Linked DNA regions of Homo sapiens: region 1 is linked to region 2. A link is a loop called in an ENCODE intact Hi-C map of the cell type or tissue named here. Cell type or tissue: MCF 10A. All regions are shown on one strand. Each heading gives the region's core, and the rest is flanking DNA. Links, peaks and the distances in the headings are about the cores only.

What was found. Peaks named below come from ENCODE experiments on the same cell type or tissue, not always from the same donor. Only the 100,000 strongest peaks of a DNase experiment are listed, where the experiment ranks them.
Region 1: it touches region 2 in a loop (2.5-fold over the local background); 1 of 110 quality-filtered maps calls a loop at or near these places.

What each region holds. Positions count from the first base shown.
Region 1 is chr12:29,482,889-29,487,294 of GRCh38, reverse strand. It overlaps OVCH1 (ovochymase 1), which reads left to right. Exons shown (of 26, transcript NM_001353179.2): 8 at 947-1,045; 9 at 2,495-2,582. It overlaps OVCH1-AS1 (OVCH1 antisense RNA 1), which reads right to left. Exons shown (of 2, transcript NR_073172.1): 2 at 1-409. Among named protein-coding and RNA genes, the nearest start is that of OVCH1, 13 kb to the left of the region's middle. In MCF 10A, for the core only: no CTCF peak of the experiment used is centred there; no DNase peak of the experiment used is centred there.
Region 2 is chr12:29,347,931-29,352,336 of GRCh38, reverse strand. ERGIC2 (ERGIC and golgi 2) reads left to right here. Exons shown (of 14, transcript NM_016570.3): 9 at 2,269-2,324; 10 at 3,160-3,258. Among named protein-coding and RNA genes, the nearest start is that of ERGIC2, 31 kb to the left of the region's middle. In MCF 10A, for the core only: no CTCF peak of the experiment used is centred there; a DNase peak (open chromatin) is centred at 2,066.

The sequences.
Region 1 (4,406 bases), core at 176-4,175, 130 kb before region 2:
ATGAGGGAGGCCTTGGAGAGTTAATTTGGCTCTGTGACACTAAAATCTAGATTAGGAAAATGTGGGCCTGGAGATACCAAACCTGTCGTCTGCAGAATGAAAGAAGCCTGAGAGAACACAGCTTTCAGGAACAAGCAGTTGAATGCAGAAACCACACATTTTTTAAAATGACAAGACCCAGAGCCCCAGAACATAGTGCTCTCTCCATCCTCCATCGCTTTCTCATGGCAGTCCAAGGGCAGCCACCTGACAGGGCTTTTAGAAGTGGTGCTGTGGATCCTACCACAGGCCAGCACTTCCTCAGACTGCCACAGACTCTCCTTTGGTCTTAGATGTAAAAGGCCTCTTCACTGCTCCACTGCAGGGGAGCAGTTCTCTTCTGGTAGCAATTGTGTTCCATTTTGATCACCTGGAAGGGAAAGTTGACAAGGTTTAAAAGCCCTGAACAAATGTAAATGGTAACAATGAGATTTTACAAGAGCAATGAAATCAGACATTAATGGTTCATTTCAGTGAAATGAACACCAGAACATGATAAGTGATTTATTTAAATAATGCTTCCTTAGGATAATCTTCTAAGCTTCTCATCTTCTATTTGCCTATTTTTTCTAGTTCATCTTCCCCTATCTCTTTCCAGAACTGGCTATGCTTTGGAAATAGGGTTAAATTGAGTTTTCTTAACTCTTAAAAATCAGAGAATTGAATATTTCACATCTTATTTTTAAAACCACACTAACCAGCAAATCAAATCAATTCCTGCTTCCACGTAGTCCTTTAGCCTTTTTTAAAAGACATAGTGGGTTACTGACTCTGAGAAAAGATTCCCTCTGCATTGATTTTAGTAGAAGTTATAATTCTTCATATTCTTTTAACTTCACATTGTTAAAAATGTTTTATTTAAATGATTATTATTGGGAAAGGCACTAACTCCTTATACCTTTTACAGGTTTGGATCGGGGCCAACCCCTCTCAAAAGTGGGCTCAAGGTATATAACAAAGGCCCTGAGTTCTGTCCAAGAAGTGAATGGAAGCCAGAGAGGAAAGGGTATGTGTGGTTCTAATTAGAGAAGGAAGCTGACTTGAAGAAAGTCATCAGAGGAAAGCAAACAGGAGGATTGTACCATATTCACAATCTGAGTTTTATTTAAATTTTTGAATGTAAACTTTAAAAGCCCTGCTCATATTCATACATAGGCTCCAACATTTAAAACCTGACCCTGGCATCTAAAACTTTTGAGTGAATGAGGGAGACTTTCCATGCCATTGCTAAAAGCTGTATCCATTTATTTATTTATTTATTTATTTATTTATTTATTTATTTATTTTATTTTATTTTATTTTATTTATTTTGAGATGGAGTCTCACTCTGTCATCCAGGCTGGAGTGCGGTGGCAAGCAGTCTCTGCTCACTGCAACCTCTGCCTCCTGGGTTCAAGCGATTCTCCTGCCTTAGCCTCCCAAGTAGCTAGGACTACAGGCACCCCCCACCACACCCAGCTAATTTTTTTTTTCTTTTTGAGACAGAGTCTCATGCTGTGTCCCCCAGGCTGGAGTGCAGTGGCACAATCTCGGCTCACTGCAACCTCCGCCTTCCGGGTTAACGCCATTCTCCTGCCTCAGCCTCCCGAGTAGCTGGGTACAGGCAGGCACATGCCACCACGCCCGGCTAATTTTTTGCATTTTTAGTAGAGACGTGTTTTCACCGTGTTAGCCAGGATGGTCTCGATCTCCTGACCTCGTAATCCGCCCGCCTCGGCCTCCCAAAGTGCTGGTATTACAGGAGTGAGCCACTGTGCCCGGCAATTTTTGTATTTTTAGTAGAGACAGGATTTCACCATGTTGGCCAGGCTGGTCTCGAACTCCTGACCTCAGATGATCCACCCGCCTCGGCCTCCCAAAGTGCTGGTGCTGGGATTACAGGCGTGAACCACTGCACCCAGCTTATTTGACATCTTTTTTTTTTTTTTTTTTTTTTTTAAAGACTGGGTCTTGTTCTCCACCCAGGCTGGAGTGCAGTGGCATGCACTCTGCCTCCTGGGTTCAAGCAATTCTCCTGCCTCAGTCTCCTGAGTAGGACTACAGGCATGGACCACCACACCTGACTAATGTTGGCCAGGCTTGGTCTCAAACTCCCGACCTCAAGTGATGCAACCGCCTCAGCTTCTCAAATTGTACGTTAGCATCTTTATACAAAGGTATTTAACCTTACCCAAGACAGCCTAGAAAGAGATGGGAAAGTTGGATAAATGTTAAATCTGAAGAAGTGTTTTTAAAAGTTTTGATTTTGATTCAAATTATGGTGAATTCAGAAATGTTTTTAAAGTCTGTTTGCAAATACAATGTCTAAATCATAGCTTCTAAAAATATTTGCATTCCCATAAATATCGATGAAATGACTAATATAAATCGTACAGCTTCAGACTGGCCTCTGTATCATTTTGAAATGTTGTCTATGGGTGAGGCAAATGATCGGCTTTTTCCCATGTTTTTGAAGATTGTAAACCTCAGGGGACAGTGTTATTTGGAGAAAGTGGGAAGATTTGTTACCCCCATTCCAAAGGAGACTACTATTCTCATAATTGGTATGTATACTACATAGGAATGATTTCTGGGGCTTTTCCTCCCACAAAATGGGGCAGTTTAAAACACTCTACTTCAGCAATTTTTTTTTGAGACAAGGTCTCCCTACGTTGCCCAGGCTGGGCTCAAACTCCTGGGCTCAAGGGATCTTCCCACCCCAGCGTACTAAGTAGTAGGGATTACACGGGCATGCCACCACAACTTGGCTTATTTTGGCATTTTTATCTGGTATCTCCAGTTCTAATATAAAAGTATCTATTTTATCTGATATTTTTTGATTGGTGAATATTTACTCACTCATGTAAATCATCAACCTGAATAGTTATTAAACTAAAGTTTACTTGAACGGATGTGTTCAAATACTTAATACTAACAGCGTCTGGTAATGAGATTGCTGTGGGATTTAGTGATTAATTCTGTCACATTTATTTCTATGATCATGGTAATACTTTGCTTAGCATCACCTACAAGATGGAAAATAGTTCATGTCCTATAAGCTTCAGTCTCATTTTACGAATTTTCTACATACCCTGTCCTCTGAAATATATCTAAATGTAGCTAAAAATATCTTTAAGCTTTAGAAAATCTTTCTGCAAGTATCTCATTTTCTTAAGTGATCTAAATTCATTTTTAAAATCGTACTGAGACTTGAATAGTGTACTACAAAGATAACAGTTCTACAAGTTTATAATCTGGTAGAAAGAGCTAGACAAAAATAACTATACTACAAGAGGAAATAAGCTTTATAATCCATACCATCCAAGAAAGTGCACACTATAAAAGATAGAGACTAATTCTCTTTGGTGTGGTTTTTAAGGTATGTGTGGAGTGGTTAGAAGTGTGGGGAGAGATATAAATGTTATAGTGGAAAAGATGGCATTGAAATGAGGCGTTGAAGGATAGTTATGATTTTATAGCTCATGAGGTCTTTGGTAGCTCTAATACTGAAGATTTCAACAGATGGAGAGGCAGGAAGAGGTCATTCTATGCCAAGGGAATTAGATATAAGCAATGTCAAGGAGGTGGGGAAGATTGGGGTTTTTTGGGTTTTGAGTATCCCACTGTGACTGGACAACAATGTGAATGGGAACTGGGGTAGCAGTGGATGATGAGAATAGAAAGGATGATCGGGACTTAATTGCAGAGGACCTTGAGTTCCATGCAGAGAGATTAGACCTTATGCTACAACCAATGGGTATGCTAAAACTAAAATGATGGAAAGATTATAACTTTCAAAACTAATGTAAAATGAATATAAATATTTATTTCAAGTACAGATAGAAAAGATGTGGCTTAATTTCAGCTCATAATTTAAAACGCTTAATGGTCTAAACTGACTTTGTCTCAGGCAAACTTGTGATGATAGAATGCCAATAAAGCTTTTGCCACCTTTGCTTAAGCTGTTAGAAGGATATTTAGAACAAGAGTTTAAGAAACTCCTTTATTAGAGTCTCAGGGACCTCTAGGACCTCTAGGGTACAATGTTTAGACAGGGAGATTGATAAGCCAGAATTTGTCTGAAGGAAAATGACCAAGATGGGAAAAATTCAGAACAATGTTTTGAGAGGTATGGTTATAGGAACCATAATATTTTTTGATCCAAAGAAGACTGAAGAGGAGGAGGGAAGTGTCTTGATTTATCTTAGAGGCTACTAAAGAAACAGAGTTAGACTTGTTCTGAATAATTGCAGAGCTGAAAACTAAGACCACTGGGTAGAAGTTAGAAGGCAGAGTTCAATTCAATATTAAGTCATTTCTTGTTTGAATGATTTCTGAAATTAACTAGCCTGCTTCAGGAAGTAATCAATGCTCTTGATAAGTGGATA
Region 2 (4,406 bases), core at 187-4,186:
AGTAATATAATACATGAGAAATATATGAAATTTAAATTCGTGTCCAAAAATAAAGTTTTATTGGCATATAGCCATGCTCATTTGTTTATATATGGCTGCTTTTGTATTACAGTACCACAGTTGAGTAATTATGGCAGAGACCATATATGACTCTCTCATTACTTTGTACTTTGGTGTACTATGAATTGTAGTGATGCAGTTATAATTTGACAGCATTAAAAGTGCTGTGTGTATTCCTGTCCTGCAACATTTTATTTATTTATTGTATTACTATGTTAAAAAAAAGAAATATGGACTTCAAATGTTGCATTTTTAAAGCACAGTGTACCATGGATTATTTGATCAAATTTGGCTGCAGAACATCCTGCGTATTAAGCAATGACACTATTTAATTGTGCTAAAAAGAATACAGTATCTGTTGATGGTGCCAGATTGAGCATTCATCACAATATTACCAACCTATAAAAAAGCAATGATCAGAAAAATTAGAAAATTAAAAATGGAATATCCAAACACTGTAGAATTTTATCATAAAACGTGAAAATGAAGCTGTAATCTTTAAGTGCCTCATTGTTTAGCAAGTAAGGAAAGCCATCCAAGTATTGATAAGTCTGTGAAGCAATGTTTGACTGCCAAAGCTAAAGAAATGACTCCAGAAAAAATAAATTTGCTTTAGACAATCAGATGACTAGCCTTCTTCAAGAAGAGTGTTCTGGTAGATGAGGACATTGAGAGCAGTATCTAATAGCCAGTTAAAAAACAAGCCAGGAGATTTTGAGTAGTTCCTAAACTCTTGATAAGTGGACAGATGTTACTAGAACTGCTTATTGTTTATTTGAGGAATCAATGCTGAATTTGAAGTGATTGCAGAATTAGTATCTATGAATCGCCTGCTTTCAACAAAAACTATAGGCAAGAATATTTTTATAGAAGTTGAGAGAACACAAATTCAGTACATCCTAAAGTGGAATCTGGTATATGTTACAAATGTATTATAACTGATGGTGGTGTGTGGAGCAGAAAAAGGCTTACTTGAATGCATTTCAAACCTTGTGAAAATGTAGTGTTTAATGCCTATTGCTTTGCAGAAAATATTTGAATTGATTTTGTATTTTAAACTGGTGTGTCAGTGGTAAACTTCATTTGCTCTCCTGAACCTAAATATTGACATTTCCATGGTTTTTTTTTGTCAGATATAAAAACTGAATATTCCATCTTGCCCTACTACATAGCAGTTTGATGGCTTAGCAGTATATTTTTTGAGCTCAGTGCCAAGATTGAATTTTTTCTGAGTGAGAGAACTTCCATCAGTTACAATTATTGAGCAATGAATATTTTTGGAAATTAAGTTTCATGCAGACTTAATAATGTTTAATGAATTTAGCCTAAAAGTATAAGGGAAAACCAATATTTATGAAATTTATATTGTAGTAAAGTTGTTTCAATGACTAGTGATTTTGAGTGGTTTCTTTTAATTTTCATGCCTTGATAGCGTTTGCTGTCAAAAGTTAAAGCAAGGATCTGGACTCATTCTCATACTTGAATATATTTTCTGACCTTTCAAACTATAGTTCCAGAACTTCAGACATTGATGCAAATACAAAGGAAATTTCCATGTTTCAAATTCATTTCACTGCACAATTGAAATTTTGCTTTAATTTAGATTGGAAGTTATTAATCTGCAATATAATAACATGTTTATAAGTAAATAAGTATTAGGAGAATAATCTACTGGAATTCTATAAATGTCTTTCAAGCAATGAATATGCTCAACACATACTCGTGGATTAATATTTTCAAAGATGAAATATTTAAAATTTCATTACAGATCATCATCATCAGATAAAGATTTATGGTCAGTTTTGAAAATAGGGAACATTCCAAACCCCAATTAAACAAAGTGTAATCTCCCTGCAAAACAGTTGTATTACAAAAAAAAGGACTCATTACTATTATATCAATGAAAAGTTTGTGAAAATTTGCTTTTTCTCATTATGTAACTACATAATATACTTGATTTTGCATCATGGTCCACAAAGCCTAAAGTATTTACTATCTGGCTCTTTGCCAAAAATGTTTGCCAACCTCCAGCAGTTTATTGCATTGCTGAGATGAGTAGACTTGTCTGCTCAGTCAATAGGCCAAATGCATTCTTATGTTATTTTGTACTAAGAAAAATTATATAACTTAGGGAAGATCCAGTTTCTGATTTTAATTAATTATACATATAAATGGTACTACTTTAATAATTGTTTTTTCTCCTTTCAGGGCAATTCCACATCCTCGTGGTCATGCACATTTGGCAGCACTTGTCAACCATGAATGTAAGCAGATTCTGACTTTTTTTCAGTAAAGATGTACTTGAAAAAATATTATTTTTAAAAGTGCAGATATAGTGTAGTTGAAAGTGAGCTGTTTTGAAAACATATTCATCCAAAGGAAAAAATAAATTTTTAAATTGATTTACTTTAATCTGCATTTGTATTTGGTCATGGCTCTGAGTTGCTGAGGTTAGGGAGGAAAGCCTAGTGTACTTTCTATAACTTTGTACACATTTCTGCTAATTTTTAGGGATAAAGAAAATAATATATTTGCAGTTTATTTCAATTTGCAAATTGAAATATGGATGTATAGACATGTATAAAGTATTCAGGTTAGTTTGGTATCATGATTGTCTTAAGACTTAAGTTCTTAAAGTCTGCTTTAGAGGACAAAACAAGTAATGGATTCCACAGAAAATTAGTTTGGTCACATTTAGCAATAGTGTATTAAAAATATATCTGATCAGTTTTATTATATGGCCACATGGCCATCATTCCAATTCTAACAATACCGTCCTGTTAACTATATGATGATTTGGAAAAGGAAAGATGTATATTTTTGGCTTTCATTATATATTAATATTTTCTAGACGTTAAATTGTATATAATTATTAAATTTGAGATATAGCATTTTGTCAGAATTTATTTTATACATTTAATTCGCATATATTTACATTTATTTTTCTCAAAGTATTGTGGCTTAAAATACTGTATTATTATCCTTGAAGATTTTAAACATTTTCATTTGAGAATAGATAAGGATGTAAACCAGTCTGTACCAAGTAATTTTGAATAATATAATTTCTCTGCTAAGTTGTTTTTATTTTTTGCCTTTTAGCTTACAATTTTTCTCATAGAATAGATCATTTGTCTTTTGGAGAGCTTGTTCCAGCAATTATTAATCCTTTAGATGGAACTGAAAAAATTGCTATAGATCGTAAGTATTTAATAATTATTGTTGGATTTTACATGTAGAAAATTTTGCTTATAACCTGAATATTAATACATTTTTAATGTCTTCCTAACTACTGTGTAAAGATAATCTTTAAGTGGTTGGTGATTGAGATGTATGTGAAGAGAATTTGTCCTAGTAGTGGATGAAATTTGAATATTCAAAAATGAGCCATAGAACAGAATAAAGAAATTCAAGTTAAAAGATGAAGGAATTAAAAGGCAGAAGGAGTTCAATTTAAACAGTAGAAATAGATGAAAGGTTAATACATTAACAGGGCATAACTGCACTTTTTTGTATTCACCAAAGAATAAGAATGAAAAAAAGGTTCAACATTATGAGAAGAATTTTCTTCTTTGTATAATATAGGTTCAAAGTTTTAAAATGCATATATATCATTTCAGAAACCTCTCTGGAGAATTTTACAAACACCAGAAACCTAGTTATTCTGGAATGGTTTGGTTATTAACATAGAAGGAGTACATTATAGCACAGATAACCTTTTTAAAATGTTCTATTTAACCTTCTGCTCCATTTAAAGTATCAAGTCTATCCAAATATGGAAAGATCATTTTCTTAGTTTTTTAGAAAGTAGTCTGTTCTCATGTTTTCTGCAGGTTTTTGATTGCCTCTTTCTAAAATAGTCATATTATATACCATGTTCCAGCTATTGGACATTTTAAGGACTTCTGAAGCTTGTTCAGCTAGTAGGAATTCTATCCTTTGTAAAATTGTAATTAAGGATTTAGTTTTTTATTAATTTAAGTAGATTTATTAATATCCTATTCAGATTTATTCATATTCTTTACTTTTTAGCAGTGTTATAATCATATATTAAAGATGTTTAGAATTTAGAATACTGATTTACATTCATGAATATTTTATGTTCATGTGGGAATGTTTCACTTCAGGAAACCTGAGTGTACTAAATTTAGAAATGTGTGGATGGAAACATTTTGAGATTTATAAGCTTTAGTCAGTATAATCTAATCTGTAATCTAAGCATATGTTAATTCTCCTCTGAAATGCATTGCATGTTACCTGAGAGATGCTCATTTGGAAACATACTGGTCGATGCTTTGTTTCAAGATGCTAAAATGAACTACAAATTTTTGCACAGAAGCTCTTCTAAA